2 separate regions of the Homo sapiens genome follow, and region 2 is linked to region 1. A link is a loop called in an ENCODE intact Hi-C map of the cell type or tissue named here. Cell type or tissue: sigmoid colon. All regions are shown on one strand. Each heading gives the region's core, and the rest is flanking DNA. Links, peaks and the distances in the headings are about the cores only. Region 1 overlaps PARVB (parvin beta). Region 2 overlaps PARVB (parvin beta).

Region 1 (8,348 bases), core at 158-8,157:
CCTGCCCAGCCCAGCCCAAGTAGCCCCTTCCGTGGCCTTGTGGAGGTGGTGAGAAACAAAGAGGAAAGGAGAGAAGGAAAGTGTATGTGTACGTGTGTGTGCGCGTGTGAGCATGTGTGTGCATTGTGGGCACGTGTTTGCGTGTGTGAGCATGTGTGCGTGTGCGAGCACGTGTGTGCATGTGTGTGTGTGAGCACCTGTGTGCACGTGAGCACATGTGTGCGTGTGTGAGCACGTGTGTGCGTGTGAGGTTGTGTGTGAACATGTGTGTGTGCTGTGAGCGTGTGTACGTGTGAGCGCGTGTGTGAGCGTGTGTCCATGTGTGAGCATGTGTGCGTGTGAGCACGGGTGTGCGTGTGTGCGGTGTGAGCGTGTGTACACGTGTGAGCACGTGTGTGCATGTGTGAGCACGTGTGAGCGTGTGTGTGCCTGTGTGAGCGCATGTGTGCGTGTGTGAGCATGTGCGTGACTGGGGGAAGGGAGGGAAGTTTTCTTCACCTAAAGACCAACATTGACCAAAATGCCCTGCCTCTGCACACACGCCAGCTTCCTAATGCGGCAGCTGTAAATGATTTTCATAATCATCTAAGACTACACTCAATAAGACAGTCTGCTAAGGGGCAAAACAAAAAAAAAAAGTGAAATTTTTACATCTTTACAAAGCAATACGCAAACTATAAATGCAGCTTAAGAAAAACCCCAGGAGCAGAAGAGTGCTTGACGTCAGCCAGGGTATATTTAGCTGGGCCACCGCTGGGCTGGCAGAGTCAAGCCACTCAAGGAGACATCGGGGCCGCAGAGGCCTCTCCGCCGGCTGCCATGCCCCTGGACCCAGGGGACTGGCATCACGTCACACAGTCCACAAGGCAGGGAGGGGCCAGGGGCTCTGAAAATGGGCACTGGGGACCAGGCACAGGACCCAAGGGCATTTGGAAGGGACCCAGGGCCCCCAACTTCCATCCTCCAGGTTCCTGGGGGCAGAGCATGCTCAGAAGACTGAGCCCAGTGGAGGGACCCTCTGTTACCAGCCAGGCTGGGGCCCCAATACAAGGAGCAGCCCTGGGAGCCGCAGAGCCCAGGTTGACAGGAAGAGGGTCGGGTAGGAAGCTCCTCCCACCTGTCTTGGGGTAACCCAGGGGCCTCCCCAGGGACCACCCTGACCTAGGGGAGAGAGAGAGACAGAGAGAGCATACTGCACCCCTGTGATGTGCTTGGCCTTGGGAACGAAAATAGATCCTATTTTGTTCTAGCTGCCCCACTTCACACCCCATGACTGGGCAAATCCTTCCCTCTCCGACCCCCTTTCTTCCTCCATAAAGGCAGCATTCTCACAGCCCCTGCCTCGCTCTTGGTGTGGAACTAAGTGGGGCAGTGAGTAGAGGCAGGAGCATGGAGCCTGGCAGGAGCATTGTCGGTCCTCAGTCCTTACAGCTCCCGCTCGTCCTGTCCCCCAGAGCCTCCGCAGGCTCTGGGGACATCACAGAGATAAACAAGGAGGGACTCCTCTCTTGGAAGAGGCACAGACTTGGGGGAGGGCCTGGAGAGGGAGTAAACTATGATAGTGCAACCCTGTTAGTGTCAGAAAAGACGAAGCCAGACGGGGGGCCAACCGACCTGACCATATGCCAGGGCTGCCCAAGCTCAATCTGCAGGAATGCTCAGCTTGGTCGCTGTAATGTTTTGATTTGAGTCAACAGTTTTCATTTGTTTTGTTTTCTTTTGTTTTGTTTTGGTCTTTAGGCTTTTTGAGACAGAGTCTCACTCTGTCACCCAGGCTGGAGTGCAGTGGCATGATCTCAGCTCACTGCAACATCTGCCTCCCGGGTTCAAGCAATTCTGCCTCAACCTCCTGAATAGCTGGGACTACAGGCATGCACCACCACACCTGGCTAATTTTTGTATTTTTAGTAGAGACGGGGTTTCGCCATGTTGGTAAGGCTGGTCTTGAACTCCTGACCTCAAGTAATCCACCCGCCTCAGCCTCCCAAAGTGCTGGGACTACAGGTGTGAGCCACGGTACCCGGCGAGAGCGAACAGTTCTTAAATTGGAAAGTTTGTCCAAAAGTTCTTAACTTCTGGCTTCTCTTGAAGAACTGGAGGCTGTGGCAACAGTGAGCCTGCACTCCCACCTGGCAGCAATAAGCTGCCCCTGGGGATGGGGGTGTGGACTCTCCAGCTTGCGCCAGACCCCACCACTCCCCACTGCCACCCAGCCCTGGGGTGAAGGGGCAGATGACATTATCATTGCATAATCTAGACACTCTCCTCTTTTATATTATCAGCCTGGTCCCTGGAGACACCTGAGTCTGGGACCCATGAACCAAGGGCTGGGGGGACCTGAGGAAGGCTTCACAAAGCAGTCCTGGGGTTCAAGCCAGGCTTGCTGGGGCAAGAGGAGGAGGAAAGGCGCTCCACCGAGGGACCAGCAGGCACAAGGAGAGAGAGATGCCAGAAAGCCCAGCGCAGGTTCAAGAGCCGGGTGGACTGTGAGAGGGGTTAACAGGGGCTGTGGCCTGCAACGTGGGAGTTATGGAGGGCACAGTCAGGAGCCACGGGTGATGGGATGGAGCCAGAGGTTTTGGAACAAGCCCTGTTGGCAGAAATGGGAGAGACGTGAAGGGGAATTACTAGGAGTTACAATGAGGGGGAAGAGAGTGAGGAAGGCACATCCCCCTTCTTTCCCCTCTGCCTCAGAAAGAGCCTCCAGCCCAGGGCAGGCCCAGGAGGGGGAAGGGCCGCCCGCGGAGAAGCCGCACCAGCTCACCCATTGCCATGGAGACCAGGCTGCAACCTCCCTGGAACCCCTGAGACTTGTTTCCGTGGAGAGAAGCCTCCTCACCCACCTCATCCAGGACAGTGATGCTGTCAGGAGGCAGCGAGGACCTGTGGAGCCACCTCCCTCCCCGGAATGATGGGGAGTGGGCAGAATGGAGTCCCCATCCCTCCCTGGCTCAGGGTACTCGTGGGGAAACTGAGGCCCAGAAGACCACTCCTGGCAAAGCCCAGCACATTAGCCAAGGAGGGTCTGCCCGGCCTTCCAGAAGCTCCTAAAACATCTGCCCCCAGCTGCGTGCAGACTGTGGCCAGGGCTGGCTGCTTTGGCAGGGGGTGGGGTGCACCCCGAGGAAAGGTCAGCTCCAGCCCACAGAGCACCTCTGGGTCAAGGAGCCATGTGTGAAAGGAGAAAGGCAGGGGCTGTGGGTGCCCCTGAAAGTTTGCTGGCACCAGTGTCTGCCAGACACGTGCAAGCTTCGTTGTGTAAACACTGGCACAGGGAAGAGGAGCCAGGCCATCCCCATGAGCTGAGTGCTGCTTGGTGTGTCACATGAGTACAGAAAGAACTAAGGCAGGGGTGGGGAGGAGAGCCAGTGGAGGCCAGTTTGGGGCAGTGGAGTCAGAGAGGGCCTCCCTGATCAGTGACATTTGAACCAAGAGCTGGCAGAGCTGAAAGAGTGAGCCATGGGGTAATCTAGAGGGAGAGCATTCAGGTGAAGGTTGCTGGAGGAGGGAGCACCCTGGGGTGCTCTCGGGGGCTGAAGGAGGGGAATGGCATGGCAGGGAAGCGAAGACAAGGCGTGCTGCTGCCCCCACAGGGGCGGGTGCCGGGCCAGACACCCTGCTGTGCCTGAGGGTGCCAGGCTGGGTAACCAGGAGACTTCGGAACCTGCGTCAGCAGAAGCAGCAAGGCCGGGGGTGGAACTAATTGCCTGTCACCGACTAATAGCCTGTTTGCATTTTCTCAAGCACAGCACATAAAGCCTACAAAGTAACGAGAACAATTCCATCGGCCTCTTGTACATGGTCTTGCGATTCCACAGTCCTCCCACCCCTGGAGTGGCAGCTGGGTCCACTTTTCACATGTGACACCTGGCTCTTACCTAGGGAGCCACTGCCCCAGCCATCAGACCCTAAAGCTCATTCATGGGGTGGCAGGGGCTCCGGGGCCAGGCTTCTGGGCCCTCGGGCCACAGGGTGCTATACACAGCCTGAGGCCCATGTGCTCCCAACTGAACTGAACAGACTGTCTTTTCCCTAAACCTCCAACAAGGCCCGAACCAAACACAAAAGTGACAGCGCCACAAAAAAAACAAAAAGACTCAAAAATGCTTGAGGGGCCCACTGTCATCTTTTTTTTTTTTTTTTTTTTTTTTTTTTTTTTTTTTTGAGACAGAGTCTTGCTCTGTCACTCAGGCTGGAGTGCAGTGGCGCAATCTCGGCTCACTGCAACCTCCACCTCCTGGGTTCAAGCGATTCTCCTGCATCAGCCTCCCGAGTAGCTGGGACTACAGGTGCCCGCCACCACGCCCGGCTAATTTTTTTGTATTTTTAGTAGTGACGGGGTTTCACCATGTTAGCCAGGCTGGTCTCGATCTCATGACCTCATGATCCATCCACCTCGGCCTCTCAAAGTGCTGAGATTAAAGGCATGAGCCACCGCGCCCGGCCCTCTCCTCATCTTTAGGCCTCTACAATTCCAAAGGGGTTCTGAGCCTCCTCCAGGAAGAAAAGATGGAGAAGAGGTGACAGAGGGGGGCACTGGGCCCCCAAAACGCGCCTCTACCTAGACGCAGGGTGGGGAGACGCCTCACCCCGGTCCCATGAGCTGTGACCCCACTGCGGTTTCGCCTCCCTCAGCAACTATATACAGGATGTTTCTCTTTCTCTTCCTGCATTTGTTTTTTAATAATAGAGACAATTTAAAAGAGCTGGAATTCTCCTTAAAAACAAACAAACAAACAAACAAAAAACAGAGAAGGCCTGTGAATGTTCCCAGCACAGCTTAAGGTCTAGTAAAGAAAGCCTAGGGGGGACACGCTGGCTGCATCTTCTCAATTCAAGCCCCGCAGGATCTGAGCCACTTCCCCTCTCCACAGGCGTGATGGTTAATACTGTCAGCTTGATTGGATTGAAGGGTGCAAGGCGTGGTTCCTGGGTGTGTCTGTGAGGGTGTTGCCAAAGGAGATTAACATCTGAATCTGTGGACTGGAAAAGGCAGACCACCCTTAATCCAGGTGGGCACCACCTAATCAGCTGCCAGCACAGCCAAAATAAAAAGCAGGCAGAAGAACATGAAAAGACTAGACTGGCTTAGTCTCCCAGCCTCCATCTTTCTCCCATACTGGATGCTTCCTGCCTTCGAACATCAAACTCCAGGTTCTACAGCTTTGGGACTCAAACTGGCTTCCCTGCTCCTCAGCTTGCAGAAGGACTATTGTGGGACCTTGTGATCGTGTGAGTTAATACCCTTAGTAAACTCCCCTTTATATATATCTATCTATCGTATTACTTCTGTCCCTCTAGAGAACCCTAATACAATAGATAAGCAGCAATGGCATCCTAGCTGGTCCCCATAATAACTTGAGGTTACAGAGCCCCATGGCCAAGCTGGCCCAGCCCTCATTGTATAGGACTCAGGGGGTGGCACCCCCACCCAGAGGGCCCCCAAAAGACAGATATCAGCTCCGCTAGAGAGGCAGGTGGGAGACTTCTATCTGGTTTCCATTTTTCCTTTTAAGAGCTGTTCTCCCCTCCCTGCTCACTGGAGAACAGGGTATCTGGGGGTCAAGAGGTTTCTCTTTTGAAATGCTTCCCAAAGCACTGAGGCTGGCCAGGCCGAGGGCCGGGGTATCCTGGTACTGAGGGTTGAAACGTTACCATCCCTCACCGAGATGAAGATGAGGTCTCAGGCTTTCATGAGGGAAGAGAGAGTGATTACCTCTCTCTCTTTGGGAAGAGCCACTGAAAACCAACACTAATAAAACCAGCCCACATAGAGGGCTGTCCCCCGGCCAAGCAGGGCACTCACCTGTGATCTCACCCAATACTCACAGCAGCCCCTGCCTGGGGAGAGCCTTTTACACTCCCATTTCACGGATGAGGAGCAGAGAGAGGAAGGGGCAGGCCACAAGCCACCAGCCAGGAATGAGCCCTGGCTGCCTGACTCTAAGGAAGTCTGCTAAACCAGTGGTTTCCAGGAGGAAATAATACACATGGAAGGACATCCACAGAGCTGAGCCACTCTCTTCCAGCCAGCTAACGACGCTCCATGTGCTGGCTGCCTCTCCTCCCTCCCTTTTACCCTCAACCACTCTTGCTCCAGCCCCTGACAGTTCCAGCCAGTGTTACATCCCAGGCCCCTCCTGCTCCCCTAGCTGGTCACCCAGCCTTCCACCCCACTCCTCCTAGCACAACCCAGCCACTCTCAGCTCTGAGAAACAAGCCCATTATACAGAAAGGTGGGGGTGGGCTGTGCACTTTCTCTAGGATTCCAGAACTATGGGGGCAGTGAGACCCATCTAGTTTCCCACTCCCTCCAGATAACCATGTACACTCTCTGGGAGCTTCCTGGGGGAGCCCTAACATGCCTCCATCTCCCCACTTTCCCTGGGGTTACTTACCGAACCGGCCCATCATCATCCTGCAAACAAGAACACAGAGAGAGCCATGAGATGGGTCACTCAGAACACAGTTTCACAAGCAGCACAATGGAGGATGAGGGACAGAGCCAGCCAGAAAGCTGGGCCCTCGCTGCCCAGGTAAAGGCCTACTGATAAGAACGCAAGTCACATGGTGCTGTGTTCCAGCCTGCTCTAATTATAAACGAGAGGTGCTTGTGTGAATTATTAATGTTTGCACAAGGTCAGCAGCAAATCACCATCTCTATTTGCACATTAACCACCCTGGTAATGTTGTTTGGAGGGGAGGTACTTAAATCAGAAGAGTGGTTAATATGAAGATTTCAGCAGACAACAGGTCTTCCAGCAGCCGTGGAACGCTCAAAACACAGGCTGGGCCGGGCACAGGGGCTCATGCCTGTAATCCCAGCACTTTGAGGGGCAGAATCGGGTCAATCACTTGAGGTCAGGAGTTCGAGACCAGCCTGGCCAAAATGGCGAAACCCCATCTCTGCTAAAAATGCAAAAATTAGCCGGGCATGGTGGCAGGCACCTGTAATCCCAGCTACTTGGGAGGCTGAGTCAGGAGAATCACTTGAACCCAGGAGGTGGAGGTTGCAGTGAGCAGAGATTGCACCATTGCACTCCAGCCTGGGCAACAAGAGTGAAACTCTGTCTCAAAAAACAAACAAACAAACAAACAAAACAATAAAAAAATGCAAGGCTGGAGACGAGCCTGGCCAAAGTGGCAAAACCTCCTCTAAGAAAAATACAAAATTAGCTGGGTGTCATGGCGTGCGCTCTAGTCCCAGCTACTCAGGTGCTGAGGTGGGAGGATCGCTAGAGCCTGGGAGGTCAAGACTGCACTGAGCTGGGATCGCACCACTGTACTCCAGCCTGGGCAACAGAGCAAGACCCTGTCTCAAATAAATAAATAAACAAACAAACACACACACAAGGTTGCAGGTTACTCATGTTTCCAGGAGTAAACACAATGTACTTGCAGGACTTGTGGAACTAAAGGATCCTGGAGAACCACGAGGCCAGGCCCTGATCTCAGGCAGGCGGCAGCGGAAGCAATGGGGGAGACGGGAGTGGTGAGCAGCTTCTCCTCAAAGATTCCCAGTGAGTGAGTGCACAGATCCTTTCCATGCACTGCCTTCCTGAGAGGCAAGGAAGTCTTTACTTTGTCCCCAAATCCCTCTAGGCTCAAGTCCTTTGGCTCCATCTTATTTAACAAGCACTTACTTGAGTACCTACTATGTGCAGGCTGTGCAGATACAGAAATTAACATCCCCTGGAGATAAACACTATGTGGCCCTGCCCTCAGGATGCCTGGGAGTGACAGACCTCATAAGCCAATATTTCAATGTTGGCCACATGTGTCCAGAGGCTAAGGGAACTAACAGGAAGCCAAGCACTCCTGCTTGGCAGACAGGAGGGCTTCCTGGAAGGGGTGACCTCATAGCCACCTCTTGAAAGAGAAAGGGGAACACTGAGACTGGATAGGAGGTGGCAATGCTGCCTTAGGAAACTGAATGTGGATCTTTGGGCCGCTGGTTTTCAGCAGACATCCAATGATTCAAATGTTCCGTCAGAGCCTCCGCAGCCACGGGGAGGGGAAGGAACAGGAGACAAGGATGGGATGACCAGCCCTGAGGAGAACCTACCTGGGGCATCATCCTGGAGAGGTGACCCAGCCTCTCCTTTACCCTGACCCTGGCTGGCAGAGGGACACTGACTCAGGCTAGAAAATCCCAACTCCCTTCCTCACTGCTCAGGGCCATCTGATATCTGATTGAGGTGGCTTTCACTGAAATCTCCCCTTCCCTGACTTTGGGGTGCTCCCCTCCTCCTGGAAATTCCCTTAGGGCCCCGAGGCACTTCCCACAAGCCCCTGTGTTAGACTGTACATGTCTGTGGATGCATCCTTTCTCATCAGCAGGATGGGTC
Region 2 (8,348 bases), core at 283-8,282, 50 kb after region 1:
GCACTTACTAGTGATCTCTGTGATCTTAGATCTGTGCCTCAGCTTCCCCATCTGTACAATGGGGATAATGATACAACCCACCTCACAGGGTCACTGAAGGGACTGAGGAGTAGAAGCATTCACAGTGGACCCCCAATATTCGCTACAATGATGACATTTATGAGCCCAAAGGATATGAAATATACAAAGAGGACTTCAGAAAGAATCAGGTGCTGTGCAAATATTCAGTGAGTGAGTTCAATTATTATTATTTTTTGAGACAAGGTCTCACTCTGTTACCCAGGCTAGAGTGCAGTGGTGTGATCTTGGCTCACTGTAGCCTCAACTTCTTCAGACTCAGGCAATCCTCCCACCTCAGCCTCCTGAGTAGCTGGGACTATAGGCGTGTGCCACCATGCCTGGCTAATTATTTTATTTTATTATTTTATGAGATGGAGTTTCATTCTTGTTGCCCAGGCTGGAGCGCAGTGGTGCAACCTCGGCTCACTGCAACCTCCGCCTCCTGGATTCAAGCGATTCTCCTGACTTAGCCTCCCAGGTAGCGGGGATTTCAGGTGTTTGCCACCACACTCAGCCAATTTTTGTATTTTTTAGTAGAGACAGGGTTTTGCCATGTTGGCCAGGCTGGTTTCGAACTCCTGACGTCAGGTGATCCACCTGCCACAGCCTCCCAAAGTGCCGAGATTACAGGCCTGAGCCACCGAGCCTGGTGGGGCCACTCTCTTCTAAGCGGAGGGAGAGAAAGCCCCGTGGACCCTGGTGCGACCTCAGGCAGCATCACCAGCTCTGGCTTCGGGTCGGTTGGCGGCTGAACTTGCATCGGCGTTTCTTCTCCATAAGCTCTTGCTGGCCTGGCCTCGTCACGGAAACCACAAAAAAGGGATGAACCGGGACTTCCCTTCGAACCAGGGTTTGGAAATACGCAGAATGTTCCATAAATGCCTTCCAGATCAGCTAGATCCCAAAACACACTTTAAGGAAAATGTGTCTTGGCTGTTACCCATTACATCAGGCAGTGAGCGCAGGGGCCTGGGCCACTTGGCAGAGCCCACCCTGCAAGCCCAGGCCGCGGGCAGCTCTGGCTGGCCCAAAGGGAAGAAGCATATTAATTGTGTTTTGCATTTTCTTTTTTTCTTTTTTTTTTTTTTACTTTGAGATGTCTCGCTCTGTCACCCAGGTTGGAGTGCAGTGGTGCGATCTCGGCTCACTGCAACATCCCAATCCCGGGTTCAAGCGATTCTCCTGCCTCAGCCTCCAGAGTAGCTGGAATTACAGGCTAGCCACACTCGGCTAATTTTTGTATTCTTAGGAGAGACGCGGTTTCGCCATGTTGGCCAGGCTGATCTCAAACTCCTGAACTCAAGTGATCCGTCCACTTTGGCCTTCCAAAGTGCTGGGATTACAGGTGTGAGCCACCGTGCCCGCCCTGTTTTCTGTATTTTCTGGTGCTTGGCATCTCGGGGCCTTGCTGACTCTGGAGAGATTGCACCTCCAGGGCAAGCTAATTCCTAGAGATGGTAAACCACCCTCTGTGAGCACACCTTTCATATGAAAACCACTCAGAGCCTGAGCCGCAGAGCCCAGAGTCCCCAGCCACCTCTTTCCTTGGGCTCTCACGGGGCTCCTACACTCCCAGCCAATATCCTCACCCTAATCTCCCCTGGCCCTGGGGACATGCCACGCCACGCCACACCATACCACGCCACGCCACGTGGTGTGGAAGAAGAAGAGTCTTCTTACTGAGAAGACTCAGGACAGCTCCTGCACCGCAAAGCCCAGTGAAACGATTCCAACAAGCCAGGCCTAGGCCTGTTCACCCAGCCTTGCCCATTCCTTCAGAGAAAGCCACAGTAAGGGTGTTGGGGCCAGGCGCAGTGGCTCATATCTGTAGTCCCTGCACTTTGGGAAACCGAGGCAGGAGAACTGCTTGAGCCCAGGAGTTGGAGACCAGTCTGAGCAACATGGCAAGACCCCATCTCTACAAATAAATTAAAAAGTTAGGTGGGCGGGGTGGCACATGCCTGTAGTCCCAGCTACTCAGGAGGCTAAGGCAGGAGGATCACTTGAACCTGGACGGTAAAGGCTGCCATGAGCTGTGATCATATCACCGCACCCCAGCTTGGGTAACAGAGTGAGACTCTATCTCAAAAAATATATACATAAAATATCAAATAAAGGCATTAGCCCTGCTCCTTCTGCCTCTGCCTCACACTAGTGCTTTCCATGTGGCCTTCTGTGGCATGGTGTGCTATGGTGTGGCGTGGCTTGGCATGGTGTGGCGTGGCGTGGCATGGCGTGGCATGGCATGGCCCTGAGTGGCCTGCTACACCTCCTTTCAGAACTATGAGTTTAACAAACTATCTTTTCAAGTCAGTCTTCTCCCAATCTGTTTGCTTCACCACCTGAAAAATAAAACTTACGTTTTAAGACTAGGGCAGAAACCCTTAATGAAGGACTTGCTTTTCCCAATGGACTTTTCTAAAGATGACCTTGAGCTAAGAACTTAGACTCCCAAATGCCCCCAGCATCTGATCAAGAGGCCAGATCTATCGGGCTCCTCATTGGCCTCCCCAAGACCAACTTAGTGCCACGGAAGCTCAACTGTCTCAGGGCAGGGAGCGGAGGAACCCCCGTACCAAGCTGGGTGTCTTCAGGGTGAACATCCACCAGGGCGGGGGACATCGGTGAGTTGATGGCATTCTTGCCTTCTTCCTGCAGGTCACTCACTGTTGAGCAAAAGGAAAGAAAAACCAGGTTAGTATACACGGAGTGCCGTGGCCTCACATGTTGGCTGTGGACGCAGAGAGAAATCAATTCCTGTTTTTTTCAGCATTTAACAAACATTCCTAAAAGGTCTGTTGCCCAGAAAGAGTCAGAGGGAAAAATGCTCTGAACCAAGAATACATTCTGCAGTTCCTCCCCACCCCAAATATTTCCCAGGTCTCGCTGAGCTCTGCCAGTCTGTTTTCACTGCCCTTTGAAACTCATAACTAAGACACCAAAGCTTCCAGATGCCTCCAGATGCTTCCAGATCTGACCAAGACTGCTGAGGCAGACAAAGCATGGACCACAGCGATGGGGCATGAGAGAGTGGGGCTGCCTTCCCTCTGCCGGGGGGCTGCGTCCTGAACCACGGACTCAAGATGCTAACCCCCTCCGGTCATGCATACAGGTGAATCTGGAGTTTAAAGTGGGGTCACTGGTGATGGCCACATTCACAGGCACAGAAATCTGATGGAACACCCGGGTCAGGATGGCTGGAACATGCAACAGAATCTAATAAAGAGAGCCAGAGGCTCCAAGTCAGAAACACCATGACCTCCTGTCTCAAGGGAGTGCTGAACAGTTACAGGATCTGGAACGCCCAGTGATTAGGGACAATCCCAGAACCAGAAATGACCCCTCATCTCCCTGCACCAGTGAGACCCTGCAGGCCTTTCAGCCACATCCACCAGGGAGGAATACCCACCCACACAGACACCAGGTGCCAAAACCCTTGCTTCTGTAATGTCACGCTTTCTCCACAGTCACAGCCTCAGCCTCTGCTGCATGTAAGACTCGAGGTTCCAGCCCCAAGATGCATCCATGGTGCCGGGTGCAGGTAGGGCCCTGGCCACTTTCATGGCACTGGTGGAGGGCCGCTGGGGAGCAGTCCCTGATCACATGCTGCAAAGGTACCCAGGCCAGTGTGCCCGGAGCTGTACCTCTTTCTCCATGAAACAGGTTCAGAAGTAAAATGGTATTTCCTCTTTTAACACCAGAATCACCTTGAACCTTGAACACCTCTAGCTCTGGACATCCAGCCTCCACAGCGGCAGATGATGGAACAGCAAGGGGGTGTGGCATGATGGCTTTGGAGCAGCAGGCCAACAGGGCCCCACTCATGCTGGCCGTGAGACCCCAGGTACATCCCACTCACCTCTCTGCACCTATTTCTCCATATGGCATTTATAGGTAACACTGTAAAAATGCCAGGGCCTTTGGAAGGGCTGAATGTAACCATGAATGTTGAGCGTCCAGTCCAGAGCATGGCACATGATGGGCTCTTGGGACACGTCTGTGGACCCAGCCTTCAGGACGACACAACCTCCATCCTTCATAAGGACAATGGCAGCAGGGCCCAAGGATGCCAGCTCCTCTCATGTCAGCAAAGGCCGATATTCAGCTTCTTAAAAAGCGGACCCTCTTTTATTCCCATTTTCATAGCTGCAGGACTCAAAATAGCCCAAAAGTAGAAATAACCCAGGTCGGGTGCGGTGGCTCACACCTGTAATCCCAGCACTTTGGGAGGCTGAGGCAGGTGGATCACGAGGTCAAGAGATCGAGACCATCCTGGCCAACATGGTGGAACCTTGTCTCTACTAAAAATACAAAAATTAGCTGGGCGTGGTGGCGTGCGCCTGTAGTCCCAGCTACTCAGGAGGCTGAGGTGGGAGAATTGCTTGAACCCAGGAGGCGGAGGTTGCAGTGAGCCAAGATCACACCAGTGCACTCCAGCCTGGTGACAGAGCGAGACTCCATCTCAAAAAAAAGAGTGGAAATAACCCATGTTTCCGCACATGGAATTTATAGGTAACACTGCAAAAATGCCAGGGTCTTTGGAAGGGCTAAATGTAACCAAACAATGAACATCAAGTCCCCAGCCCAGAGCATGGCACGTGATGGGACTCTCAGGACGTGACCGTGGACCCGACTTCCAGGACAACACAACCTCCCTCCCTCATAAGGACAATGGCAGCGGGGCCCCAGGATGCCAGTTACCCACTCCCCCGAAGGTAATATATTTGCATTTTAAACAGGCACCTTATCCTAGAGGACTGCCTGATGCAGGAGTATCAGAGCCTAGGTACAGGTTGGGGTTAGGAAGTTCTTTGATTCGAGGGAACCTTCGGGCACTGCTGCAGTCACTGAGTCTTGGCATTTGAGAACACCAGATGAATGAGTAAGCAAAAGGTAGTCCACGTATACAACGGAATATTATCTAGCCCTAAAAAGGAAGGACATTCGGACCAGGCTACCGCATGGGTGAACCTTGAGAATGTTCTGCTCAGTGAAATAAGCCAGACACAGAAAGTCAAACACTGTACAATTCCACCAGTAGGAGGTCCCTCGAGTAGGCGAATGCATAGAGGAGAAAGCAGTCTGGTGGATGCCAGGGGCGGGGGAAGTAGCAAATAGAGAGGTAGTGTTGAATGATGGCAGAGTTTCGGTTTGGAAAGATGAAAGAGTTCTGTGGGTGGGTGGTGGTGATGGCTGCACAATGAGAACGTACTTAATACCAGTGAACTCTGCTCTTGAAAATGGCTAAGATGGTAAAGTTTACGTTATGCCTATTTTACAACAATTTTTTTAAATAGCAAAAAAAAAAAAAAAAAAAAAGCAGGCCCTCTCCAGGTAACCCACATTCCAGCCGCGAGCCAGCCTGGCTGCCGCACACACTGTCCTCCACCCACAGCCAGCATCCTAAGGGAAGATCCAGGCACCACTCATCCTTGAATTTCCAAAATCCTTAGCATAACGCTACACCAGCAGTGGACAAATGTTAAATACCTTCACAGGGAAATGATACAGACATAGAGTTTTGAGACTCCCTCTGCCCCACCTCTCTAAAAATAATCCAGAAGAACCCCCACAGGTCACCCAGATCAGCTGAGAAAACAGGGACCAAATTTCAGCAAGTATTTGTACCACATGACGAGTTACAAAGAGAGTTGTAACCAGCAGAGAGTCTTAAAAGGCAGAAAGGAAACAGGGAAAAGTGATTTTTCACAGAAATCCTTGGGAATATGATAGCCCTGGAGCACAGGGGGTCGGGGTGGAAGTTCCATGTCCTGGCTGGCATCATAGGAGGACACAACAGGGGCAGGGAGGTCCCGTCCAGCACAGCTGCCTGCAGTGCTCACGCTGATGGCAGAGGAAGAACAAAAGACCCAGTTTCCCTATGTGTGGAGGATTACACAGGTGGGCTACGCCCGAGAGTCCTCTTGGCAAGGCCCGAGAGCTGGCACTGCACCCATGTGCCTGGGCCTGAGGGGTGGGGAGGGAGACCTCGGGGCAAGTGGTCAACGCTTCGAGGCAGCCCTGCTCACCTGATTTCAAAAACACAGAGAGGGAGGAGGAGAGAAGCCACATTTTGAAAGCCTAGAAATTGGGTCATATCAAAACAGAGATTTCCACACCGCCCTTGAACATCAAAGATGACACTAAACAGGGCCAGGGATTTTGTGACCTTAATAAATGAGAAACGTGCTCACGAACACCGCCCAGGGACTGCTCAGCAGCGCATTCTGAAGGGGCTGGTTATGCACGATGGCCTGAGGGAAGCAAAGGCTTCGGGGACCAGGAGGAGGGGGGCACAGGCTGGCAGACCCCTCGGTTGGCAGGAGGAGCCCAGGCCTGTGGCCACAGAGCCCCAGTCCAAATCTCGCATTGCCACTTGTTGGTGTGTGGCTTCGGGGAAGTCCCCTCACCGCACTAAGCCTCAGTTTCCCCATCTGTAACATGGGGTGGTGGGAATACCGGCCTCACAGGAACTTCCTCACATTTCCTGAGGAATAAGGGGAACCGTGAGCACCCACACATGGCCCACAAACTACTCCCTGCAAGTGGGAGAGGCAGCTGTGGATGTACAGGGTCTCTGTGATTAGGCTCCAAGAGAGACACAGACTGGAGGAAGAGTGACCACAAGGCAGGCGAGGTCCCCTATTCCACAGAGAAGCATGGAGGGCTTCCTGGAGGAGGCAGCAATTGAACTGGCCTTGAAATATGGCCAGGCTAAGGAAAGGGCCTTCGGGGCTCTTTGCAGAGTGCAGTGGAGACAAACCACAGCCAGCATGTCCAAAGCTGAACCCCATGAAGGTTTGAGGGATGCCCTTCTGGGCCTTGCTATATTTTGCAGCCTGGGTTCCCTTATGGACACAGCTCCTTTGCAGAAGAACTTGCAGCCTGGATCTGATCGTCACCTTCAGAGGATCGGTGTGATTTTTGGAAGGAGGGGCTCCTCTCACACCCTTGGCTTCCCCCCTCCCCCGACCCCCCCGCCACCTGAACGGTGCCAGTTTACTGGCTTTCAGTGAATCCCAGGAATGTTTTGGTTTTTAAAGTACCGGTCTACTTGCCAGAAAGACAAACCCTTCAAAGATGTGAAGTGCCGGCTGTCTTCAGTCACAGAGAAAGATCTGCTGGCCCGGGTGTGCTGGCCCGGGTGTGCTGGCACAGGCGCGCTGGCACAGGCATGCTGGCATGCATTCTCTCAGTGTCTGGAGGGTGTGGAGGGTGTGAGCTTCCAAGGGACTGGGGCTTGATTTCATGAGATGGGTGATTAAGGGAAAAAGACCGCCTTGTGCTTGTTTTCCTAAGTGTCTGCATTGTTCTAAGATGAATGTCTCTGTCCACACGAAACCCAGCAGCCAGCCACGAGGGAGTCGATGCCAACTCGTTCCCACCGCAGCAGAGTTCACCTGCAGCACCACGCTCTGTGGCCTGCACGGGGGGCCAGGTAGGAAGAGAGAGACAGGAGGGCATTTGATAGGAGGAGGGCCCCTTGGCACACTGTCTCTGGAGACGGGCACTCCTCGCTCAGCCCGGGATGGCAGAGTGGGAAGTGCAGGCTGCAGTCACCAGATCTGAGTTTTCAAGAAAAGCTGGAAATGTGGGGTTTGGTGTGGAATCTCCCCATTTATAAATACGAGCCATTAATTCAAATTTTGTGGGCCAGCCAGAGGGCACACAACCTCGGATTACAGAACATACTTGTCCAACCCATATTGCTGACTGTCCATTGGAAAGGGGGAGAGCACCACTAACGTTTCCTGAGCACCTACTATGTGCAGGGCATCTTCCATGCCAGCCATTCACCTTGTCTCCTAACAAGTCTGAGGGAGGCCGGGCACGGTGGCTCAAACCTGTAATTCCAGCACTCTGGGAGGCCAAGGTGGGCAAATCACCTGAGGTCAGGACTTCGAGACCAGCCTGACCAACATGATGAAACCCTGTCTCTACTAAAAATACAAACATTAGTCAGGCGTGGCAGTGGGCGCCTGCAATCCCAGCTACTTGGGCGGCTGAGGCATGAGAATTGCTTGAACCTGGGAGGTGGAGGTTGCAGTGAGCTAAGGTTGTGCCACTTCACTCCAGCCTGGGCAACACAGCGAGACTCCGTCTGTCTCAAAAATAATAACAATAATAATAAATAAACAAGTCTGTGAGGGAGTGGCTGGTCCTGTGCTGTTAGATGTGAAGCCCCAGAGTCAGGACTAAAGCCAGTTCTACCTGATCTTGCACCTCACTGTGCCCTACTAAATCCTACCTATCTTCAACCTCATCTTACTGGCCGCCTCCTCCAAGAA

What was found. Peaks named below come from ENCODE experiments on the same cell type or tissue, not always from the same donor. Only the 100,000 strongest peaks of a DNase experiment are listed, where the experiment ranks them.
Region 2: a loop joins it to region 1, with 3.0 times the contacts of the local background. A loop is called at or near these places in 4 of 110 quality-filtered maps.

Annotation. Positions count from the first base shown.
Region 1 is chr22:44,138,194-44,146,541 of GRCh38, reverse strand. PARVB (parvin beta) reads right to left here. Exons shown (of 13, transcript NM_013327.5): 8 at 6,399-6,418. Among named protein-coding and RNA genes, the nearest start is that of TRU-TCA2-1, 8.3 kb to the left of the region's middle. RefSeq lists enhancers at 1-471, 472-1,101. In sigmoid colon, for the core only: no CTCF peak of the experiment used is centred there; DNase peaks (open chromatin) are centred at 811, 3,271 and 3,661.
Region 2 is chr22:44,088,306-44,096,653 of GRCh38, reverse strand. It overlaps PARVB (parvin beta), which reads right to left. Exons shown (of 13, transcript NM_013327.5): 2 at 2,637-2,726. Among named protein-coding and RNA genes, the nearest start is that of TRU-TCA2-1, 58 kb to the left of the region's middle. In sigmoid colon, for the core only: CTCF peaks have their summits at 4,894 and 5,101; a DNase peak (open chromatin) is centred at 7,233.